2 separate regions of the Homo sapiens genome follow, and region 2 is linked to region 1. Evidence: read pairs that join two places in POLR2A ChIA-PET (ENCODE). Cell type or tissue: GM12878. All regions are shown on one strand. Links, peaks and the distances in the headings refer to the core of each region. The heading gives the core; the rest is flanking DNA.

Region 1 (5,396 bases), core at 292-5,291:
GCACTCTTGAGGAACAATTTTATCTACTATGCAGATTTCTTCATCAATCCCTTTTTAGGATTGGTGTTCACAAAATTGGCAGTTGATTAATTTAAAAAATAATAATAACAAATATCTAGAGTTAAAAGAATTCTTTTCTGTTTCCCATTCCACTCCTTTGATGTTAACAATTTGATGTTTATGCTTCTATTTTTTTTGCTTTGCTTATATTAGCATATTTACACATAAGTGCTCATAAGGATATATATAAATGTTACCTTGTTTTGTATTTCCCATGATAGTTTTCCAGTACTAATGAAATATAGTACTGTTTCAGAGTCAGATATTAAATAGTAATTTAATTAGATATTTAAAATAAATCTGTATCTAATAAACACTTTTCTCTGCTAATTAGGAAGGTAGGGCAATATAGTGAAATGCGTTTGGGTTTTAGAGTGAGAAACACTCAGTTCAGATCGTTTGTCCACATTTATTGACTTGGCTTGAGAAAGTTCCCTGTCCTTTCTGAATTTCAGTCTCTTGCCTTGCAAAAGTTTCCTCTTCACTTTTGCCACCTTTAAAGATAGAGCATCTGCTCATTCATGAAAAATTTATTTTTTAGCAACCTTTAATTTTTTTTTTGCTATTTTTAATTCTAATTATATATTTTTTTAAATTATGAGGTAGGTCCGGGCCCAGTGACTCAGGCCCGTAATCCCAGCACTTTAGGAGGCCAAGGCAGGCGGATCAATTGAGGTCAGGAGTTGGAGACCAGCCTGGCCAACATGATGAAAACCCATCTCTACTAAAAATACAAAAATTAGCTGAGTGTGGTGGTGGGCACCTGTAATCCTAGCTACTCAGGAGGCTGAGGCAGAAGAATCGCTTGAACCCAGGAGTTGGAGGTTGCAGTGAGCCGAGATCACGCCACTACACTCCAGCCTGGGTGAAAGCGTGGGACTTCGTCTCAAAAAAAAAAAAATTGTGAGGTAGAAACATAAAAAATATAATTGGGTATGCAGTGAAAAGTAAATCCGCATTTCGTAACTGTCTCCCACCTACCCAGGGTCCTCCCCAAAAGAAACCAACGCTTATTACCAGTTGTTTTTGTGTGCCTTTCCAGAGATGTCCTATGTATACCCTGATGCTGATTATATTCTTCCTAATGAGCAAAGATCACATTCTTGTTTTTTTTTCCCTTTTTTTCTTTTTTTTGAGACAGAGTCTTGCTCTGTTGCCCAGGCTGGAGTGCAGAGGCATGATCCTGACTCACTGCAACCTCTGCCTCCCGGGTTCAAGTGATTGTCCTGCCTCACCCTCCTGAGTAGCAGGGATTATGGGCACACACCACTACACCTGGCTAATTTTTGTATTTTTAGGAGAGACGGGGTTTCACCTTGTTGGCCAGGCTGGTCTCAAACTCCTGACCTCAAGTGATCTGCCCGCCTTGGCCTCCCAAAGTACTGGGATTACAGGTGTGAGCCACTGCACCCAGCTGTTGACCACATTCTTAAATATGAAAACTTAAGGACTGTTATTCTGTAGATATTTTTTCTGATTATTTCCCCATTATTTTTTACAAGTCTGCCACAGGTGTGTATTTAGCAGCTTTACCAACTCCTGGTGGTATTCAGATTGCTGGGAAGACTCCTAATGATGGCTCATATGAACAACACATCTCTCATATGCAGAAGAAGATAAATGACACAATTGCTAAAAACAAAGAGTTATATGAAATCAATCCTCCAGTAAGTAAAACAAACCTACATTGTGAATGTATCAGTTATTGTTTATTAGTATATTTTTAGGTTATCTTATTGAGGACACAAGATTTTTTTTTCACTGTTTAGCTCTCCTTATTACTCATTCTTTCACCTCCCTTTATGTCTTTGCTCAACTGTCTCCTTTTCGGGTAAGCCTACTCTAACGATCCTATTTAAAAATTGTGACTTCATTTTTGCCACTTCCTATGACTTTTCCCTCTTTTATTGTTTTCTATAGCTCTTATCTTTGTGAGTGTGTGTGTGTGTGAGTGTGTGTGTGTGTGTGAGTGTGTGTGTTTTGTTGGTCTTTTGCCTGTTAGTACTGGTAGAATGAAGCTTCATGAGGGCTTTGTTTCTATTGCCTAGAAAAGTTCCTATTGGTGGTAGTCTCTTAGTATTTGTTGAATGATGAAATAAATGGTTTAAAATGTTCTTTGTTAGTAAAAAGAGATTCTTATTGGTGGTAAAAATGTGAAAGAATATAGTTTTTCAGTTACAGTTTCTTTTTTTACAAATTTGCTCCCAGTCATTTCCTTTAATCAGTCTTTTTACCAACTTTGCAATAAGTATCACAATGCTGCCTCCTCTGTGGATGACTGATGGCAAGAGTCTGAATTGAAAGAAAAATGGGTTGGAATTAGAATGAAACTATTTGTTTTTATGAGTCTCTGATAATGAAAGACTTTCACAAAAGGAAAGTATAACATTCACACGTATACATATGTAACAAACCTGCACATTGTGCACATGTACCCTAAAACTTAAAGTATAATTAAAAAAATAAAAAAAGAAAGTATAACATTATTGCTTTTATTATTTTAAACGTCTTATCTAATTTTGGCTGGTCTTCTGGAACAGTGTGTCTGGATTGTTGCGTCACATGTATAGCTTTCATCATATTATTCTAGCATAGTTGTTAATTTGGGAGGAATTTTAAGGTTATGACCTACAGCTGCACTATTCATTATTCACTGTGGTAGCCGCTGGCCACATGTGACTTTTGAGGACTTGTGACTAGTCTGAATTGAAATGTGTAGTAAGTATAAAATATACACTGGATTTTAAAGATTTACTGTGAAAAAGTAGTGTAAAATATGAATATTTTTGTATTGATTTTGTGTCAAAAATTTAATATTTTGGATATACTGAATGAAATAAAATGTTTTATTAAAATGGATTTTATCTGTTTCTTTTTACTTTATTATGTATGTGGCTTGCTTTATATTTCTATTGAACAATACTGACTTAGGGCTTCTTTAAAATGAATGCAAATGTTGATGTGTTAACATATTCATATTTGAAAAATAGACTTTGTAAAAGTTCTCTGTGCACCACTCTACTGACTGCTTATTTTTATAGTACATTATTTTTATTTGGTAGTTATATTTTGATATTTGAACATCTGTTTATAGTATGCCACTTGGGAAAAATGATTTGTAAAGCTTTGTGTTAGGGTTTCATATATTCTTCATTTATTATTTCTAATGATATGAGCTGAACTTTTTTACTTACTTAATAGTGTTTCTCACCTCTGTAAATCCATCCTGACCTCTAACAGGAAGAATGGACTCTTCCTCCATTGTGTACTTGTTGTACCTGTATGTACTTGTATAGAAACTGTTACATATTATTGTACTTAGTTTTTATATATCTGTCTTCCTTTACTATAATGTAAGCCCTTTGGAGACAGGGATGTGTTTAAATAAGACTATGAATTAAGTTACTTCATCCATTCAGTACTTATTGAGCTGCTACTATGTGTCATACAGTTTACATTTGGAAGGAGGGAGTAAATCTATTATGATTTTAAAAATTTTAACATATATGAATTTCATGTGTTGAGGATGACTGTATTTTCACAACAGTACTCATCAGTTTATGCATCTTCTAATATGTCTTTCCTTATTGTAGATACTGACTACATTATAGTCTTTTAGCATAATCTCTCAGCATTTTTTTTGACAGAGTCAGTGTACAAGGTTGATTACCAGGCCACTATACACATTACAGTGTTGTGTTATGTCCACCCTGAATATGTAGATCAGAGTGTTCCTTCTCTTAGGATGATAGCCCTCACTGAAATAAATGCTGCTGTTTAAATTTTTTGTCAATACATTAAAAAATGTTTCTAATACAAAGGTGTAGTACCACTTAAGCTTTATGGAGATAATCAAAGGTATCAAAATAAGATGCACATCTCTCAGAATAACAGTACTAGTGATGAAATTTCAGTATGAATCTAGAACATATTAAATACCAGACAGTTATATTTGTTAAGTCTGTGGCATTGTGAACAAAGGCATAACAGAATTTAAAACTATTGTAAAATTATAAAAAGTAGTGTGGTATCTAGTGGGAATAACGTTGCACTGTGTGTCAAAAGACTGACCTAGACTGGCTCTACACTTGCTAGTTTTCCAAATTTAGGCAGACTACTAATTTACTTCTGAATTACAGCTCTTTTCCATTTTGTAGTTATTATAATGTTAACTTTATAGAGGGCAGATTAATTTGGAGTACAAATAAGATAAATTGATGTGAAAGTGCTCCATAGATCATTACATTATGAAATTGTGCAGTGGTAGTCTTTTATCTAAGGTGCATACTACCAATGAACATTTAAAACTATATATTTTTGAAAAATTTTATGTACAATTTCCTTGTTTATTAAAAAGACAATTCTGTTGCATCAGCAATAGGCTATGGCTTTTGCTTTTGCGTTCACGTATTCATATTCTTCCAGCATTCCTTGTGGCCGACAGACACTTAGAACCCCTAGTGATCTTTGGCTATGTAACAGCAAAAAGCTCACTAAGCCATACAGTATTGCACCATACACTGACCTTAAAAAGATCATTATTGTAAGTACCAATGTTTATTTAGCTTAATAAATTGAATAGCAAATATGTGCATAGTATAAGTATATATGTATTCATACTCATACATTGATCATATTTCACATTTTGCTATATGGAGCTTTGAAAGTGGATAAGAAAATATATAAAAGATTAGAATTCTTTCTAGGAACATAAGTCTTTAAATTTTTAAGGCCTATTAGGACTTTTATAATGCTGAATAGAAAATATGCACACACAGCAGTACTGGATTTCAGAGCTGTAAGGACTGCCAATTCCATACACATTGTAGTGTCCTGTGTGTACACTAGATGTCAGTTTTATCTTGTTATGTCTGTGACAGTTATATATATTTTTCTGATTCGTGTATCATTAAGGCTGCCATATCTGCTATAAAAGTTTAGTTTTAAAGGTTATACTTAAGTACGGACTTCACTGAGTATATTTTACAGGCTTTTTCTCCACAGGTAGGTGTCTACTAATATAAAGATGTAAAATTTAAACTGGAAAAGACAATCTCATATGATATAAAACAATTATATTTCTTTTAGGAGATATCTGAAGAGATTATAGGATCACCCATCCCAGAACCTAGGCAACGCTCAAGACTTCTAAGATCTCAATCAGAAAGCTCGGATGAAGTTACAGAATTAGACCTTTCACATGGGAAAAAAGATGCTTTTGTTTTGGAGGTAATGTGGCATTGGACTAATTTCTTAAAGGTTTTGGAAGCTAAGATACACATTTTTTCACGTGCTAAATTAATATGATACTTTTATATCATTACAACTGTTATAAA
Region 2 (5,396 bases), core at 180-5,179, 260 kb before region 1:
CATATCTTTTAAAATATATTCTTAAAATTGCTTCTAACAATGAGATATTTCAAAGGAAACTTTTCAGAGACAGTTGATATGACTAAAAACCAGTGACCATTTCTACTTGGAAAATAATTAGAATCCAAATGAAATTTAGAGCAAGGAATTTATTATAGTGAATTCTGAAATCTATTTTATAAATTCTGAGAAGATAGTATGAATGGGAAAGGATTTCTAAGGTGGTGAGGTGATTAAAAATGCTACCAAGAAGCCCACATTTCATAAACTTAAAACTAGAGATGAAGCAAGTCCAAAATAGATGTCAAAGGTGAACCCAGATACTGTAAAAGATTATGATGGTACATTGAATTCTCTTCCATCCATGTGAAGCTACTCCCTGGCAATAACTTACACAGGTTCAGAAATTACATTAACTCTTCAAACCTCCAGGGTACTGTTGAGTAAGTTATTATCTGATGTACTAAATTTTCTTAGCTCCTAAATTACTCTCAGAACTTCATTTATTCCCTGGGCTCAGGTTATGGCTTCCAGAAACCATATAGTCTCCTGATCACTCAAGAGTTCCTGTGACTCCCAATAGTGCTAATCAATTTATTGACAAATAATTTAGGCCACTTGGAAAATCCAACTAAACAAGTGGAAGTCACTCTTAGGCCACTGTGTTCACCTGCTTAAAGACAAAAGAGTGGAAAAGGGTCAATCTGAAATATTCAGATTAAAGACAGAACCTATTGACCATGTGGCTAGTCCAAATGGCCATTATGATTGGCAAGCAAAGCCAATTAAATAAAGAATGGTTCACTTATTGGTTTTATGTAGTCAGAGTTTTAGTAAGTAATAAGCCCTCTATAAGTCTGGCTCTTGGTCAGACTTCAGGGATTATTAACAGTCCCTTGGTAATTTTATTAAAAAGAGAGGTATTGATCCTAGTATTCCAGCCAAATTCTAATTTAGGGATTTATAGTCTACCCTTCCCAAATTCCCTCAGATTAAGTGGCCTACTCCCAAAGGACAACCACCCTGAGCTAATATGCTTCTCCCAACCACAAGCTTCCCTTGCGGGAAATCTCCCCAAAATAAACTCTCTCTGGTCTAACTCAACAACACAGAAGTCTTCATGGATTTGAATAAGCCTCTTCAACTATCATACACTCAACAATATAAATCTACATATTTTAAGCCTTTTTAGTAAGAGATGTGTCTTTAGTTAGTCCATTGGCAGGATCAAATGAACAGAACATTGACAGATGTTCATTTACAGCTGTCTAATTTCTCTATAGACCATTCCAGTTGTGATAGAGAGAAGGGGAAGTATAGGGAGCAAAGCTGTTGAGTTTCGACTCCTTCTGGAAGAAGGGGTAATAAATAATTAGCCTTGCTGCTACTCCCCTTGGAAACAGACATTAGCCTTACTGGTCCAGAAGTGGAGGTTAGAAAACACCAAACAATTTCATTATTTTACCTAACTCAGAAATATGATCTTTACGTTTTTCCTAAGAACATCGTGGGTAGATACTCTTTACGGGGGTGCAGACCAACATGACATCAAGTGGCTGGGCCAGTAAGGTAAATACATGTAGTGGACTACCAGTCTCCATTAAAACTTGGAATGGGAAGCCATGGAGTAGATAATTTTTCAGTCATCCTCAGTCTTACAAGTGTGTAATAGGAAACTAAATAGTTGGATATTTGTTTGACTCCATTTGAAAAATCAGTCAATTCAGTGAGGAAAAATGAGTTGAGGCTATGGGTTGACATCACATAGGCATTAATAGATTGACAGGGTTTTGGTTTTTCATATGCTTGTTTTGGTGTCAACACATAGCTCAAGAGATCTACAAAATCTAGGGGGAGATTTATTTGGTAATAGAGTTAGAGGCATTACTGTCATAGAAAACAACAAAAATGACCATAGCTCAGAATGCATTAATGCCGTTTCTACGCATTTAAATTACAGCATATTTGGCTGTGAAAAAATAAATACATCTAGTAAACACATAAGCTTGTATTTAGGGTCTAAATAATAATCTTTTCTAACCAATTCTGACACTCAATAGCACCTTTGAATATAATTTTATGCAATTTAATTTTTTATTTATAAAACTGTTTCCAGGTGTGATTATTATTCATCCATCACAAAATATATTTTTAAAAACAAAAAATTGGGCAAGGACTTCATGTCCAAAACACCAAAAGCAATGGCAACAAAAGCCAAAATTGACAAATGCGATCTAATTAAACTAAAGAGCTTCTGCACAGCAAAAGAAACTACCATCAGAGTGAACAGGCAACCTACAACATGGGAGAAAATTTTCGCAACCTACTCATCTGACAAAGGGCTAATATCCAGAATCTACAATGAACTCAAACAAATTTACAAGAAAAAAACAAACAACCCCATCAAAAAGTGGGCAAAGGACATGAACAGACACTTCTCAAAAGAAGACATTTATGCAGCCAAAAAACACATGAAAAAATGCTCATCATCACTGGCCATCAGAGAAATGCAAATCAAAACCACTATGAGATATCATCTCACACCAGTTAGAATGGCAATCATTAAAAAGTCAGGAAACAACAGGTGCCGGAGAGGATGTGGAGAAATAGGAACACTTTTACACTGTTGGTGGGACTGTAAACTAGTTCAACCATTGTGGAAGTCAGTGTGGCGATTCCTCAGGGATCTAGAACTAGAAATACCATTTGACCCAGCCATCCCAATACTGGGTATATACCCAAATGACTATAAATCATGCTGCTATAAAGACACACGCACACGTATGTTTATTGCGGCATTATTCACAATAGCAAAGACTTGGAACCAACCCAAATGTCCAACAATGATAGACTGGATTAAGAAAATGTGGCACATGTACACCATGGAATACTATGCAGCCATAAAAAATGATGAGTTCATGTCCTTTGTAGGGACATGGATGAAATTGGAAACCATCATTCTCAGTAAACTATCGCAAGAACAAAAAACCAAACACCGCATATTCTCACTCATAGGTGGGAATTGAACAATGAGATCACATGGACACAGGAAGGGGAATATCACACTCTGGGGACTGTGGTGGGGTCGGGGGAGGGGGGAGGGATAGCATTGGGAGATATACCTAATGCTAGATGACACGTTAGTGGGTGCAGCGCACCAGCATGGCACATGTATACATATGTAACTAACCTGCACAATGTGCACATGTACCCTAAAACTTAAAGTATAATTAAAAAAAAAAAAAAACATTAAAAAAATAAAAAAAAAATGACAGCATTCACTTCAAAATTTATGTATGCTGGTAGAATATTCTAATTATACAACAAAGTAATTTTGTTCATGTAATTTTTTTGATATTAGTTTACACTGCAGATGTTTGCAAAGTTAAAATAAATTAAAACTCCAAAGTTCAGGTATTTTCCATTAGCACTATTCACTATTTTCTTATGGATTATAACTATGTAGCTTAAGGTGATGTTTGTTCATTCTTCAAGTCTTTTTCTTAATCTGCCTAACCAAACGCCCCAAGCACAAGGAGAAACATCATCTTTGCAGGAGTATTGTTACCAGAGCCAACTGTGACAGCAGAGTATGAAAGAGTTATTTCAAAAATAGACTCCTAAAGTTGAGAAACTCATGAAAATTGAAGACAGGCTTCATTTATTTGTGATTCTGGCAACAAAAGTACAACAAATTACCCCCAGTACTAAAGAACTCCAGAAAGGTATTCCACTTTAGGTAGAAATACTATTGCAATCATTCATTCATTCATTGAATTAATTTGTTGAGCACCTACTAGATGACAGGTACTGCACTGTGGTGGTAGGGATCCAAGAATGAACAGGACGGGTCTTTGCTCTTGTCTAGTGGGGTAGACGGATACACAAGAAATTTGCTTGTGGTGATTAAGATTGCATGTTGAAGATGACTTTCTCCTGGGAACGATGGTTATTCAGGAAAAACATTAGTCAGGCCTGCCTCAGAGGAAGATGGTCATGTTTAAGAATGACAAAGAGCAAAAAGTCTAGTTTCAGAGCTCCAGTGCGGCAGCCTGACAGCATTAGAGACTGCCAGCAGAAACTCTGTGGTTTCCAGCTTAAAAGTTACCTCCTACCCCGTGCATTATGAATGCCCAAAGACAATGCCATCTATAGGACACTGCCTGACTATGGAGTATGGTGACATTTTCTGCCGACTGCATTGTTTATTTTCCCTTTCTCATAATTAAGCCGTTTTCTAATCCTATAAGGTAATAATATTTGCAAATGGAGAACACCTGGCTATCCAATATGATGAATTTTCCAGGCTTCTGGGGAAAGAGTTGTTCAAGCCAAAAGAAATCTCACACACCCCCAGAAGTAACTCGAGCCCTTCATAATATGAATACATGGGTGCAGAGGTTAAATGTATATTTAAAGCAGAGAAACCATGAATATCGCGTCTCTGTATGTATGTGTGTGTGTGTGTGTGTGTGTACGTGTAATCATAGAATTCTAAGCTTGTAGGGTGTGCTTTATATCTATATCATATGTTATCCAGATACCAGTTGTATATTATAAACTGCATATGCAATACCATATGGACACCATAAAATATCACATGTGTTGTCAAGATAATTTTATATTTAGTGCATGATTAAAATGTCCTATATTATATACCTATCTTTTCTGTGTGTACATAGATTTGTCTAACAAATTGCCTTCATTACCAAATTCAGATATAAATCAAAGTTAAAGTCGCTGTACTTAAATTTAATAAAAAGCAATATGGAAACGTGAATACAGTTTGTTTTTTCTTCACTAGATTTTTCTGCCATGCAGCATTTAACACTGGTGCAGCTGTCAATACCCATTCATCTGCTATCGGGCAGCTTTTTCCTTTCACTCACTGTGACATTTTTAAAGTGGCAAAAAAAAAAAAGCTTAAAACAGCATATTTGTCACTTTTTTCTTTCTGGTGACCTTTTAAGCACTAGGGAAAATTACTCTGTATGTACTAAACCCTTTAATCATTACACATACATTTCACAATAGTCCTTTATATAGGGGTATCATTTAATTAAATTTAAGGAATTTACATTGTACATGCTGCTGTTCATTTAATTATTCAAAAATTTAAACATTAGAAAACCTCATAGCTTTTAGCTATGACAACCATGTAATGCAACTGTAATTTATATTAAGACTCATTTTTATAAGTGGAATTTCAGAAATAACTTGTGCATACCCTCAGCTTCCAGCTTCTAAATTCTGATAAATAGCTACATGAAATATACTTATTCAGTAAATAAAAAATATGTGTTGCTAGTGAGTCATGACAAGGAAGGTTTTGAGAGGGAAGATGTAAGATTGAGTCTCAACTCTATTTTGGATCACTGTGTGACCTTGAGGGAGTT

What was found. Peaks named below come from ENCODE experiments on the same cell type or tissue, not always from the same donor. Only the 100,000 strongest peaks of a DNase experiment are listed, where the experiment ranks them.
Region 2: POLR2A ChIA-PET joins it to region 1 with 6 read pairs; 2 of 35 experiments call an interaction of 5 or more read pairs at or near these places.

The regions. Positions count from the first base shown.
Region 1 is chr12:22,474,644-22,480,039 of GRCh38, reverse strand. C2CD5 (C2 calcium dependent domain containing 5) reads left to right here. Exons shown (of 27, transcript NM_001286176.2): 15 at 1,563-1,727; 16 at 5,149-5,289. Among named protein-coding and RNA genes, the nearest start is that of C2CD5, 67 kb to the left of the region's middle. In GM12878, for the core only: no CTCF peak of the experiment used is centred there; no DNase peak of the experiment used is centred there; H3K27ac peaks cover 464 bases.
Region 2 is chr12:22,732,605-22,738,000 of GRCh38, reverse strand. All of the region lies in intron 1 of LINC02955 (long intergenic non-protein coding RNA 2955), which reads right to left. Among named protein-coding and RNA genes, the nearest start is that of LINC02955, 35 kb to the right of the region's middle. In GM12878, for the core only: no CTCF peak of the experiment used is centred there; no DNase peak of the experiment used is centred there.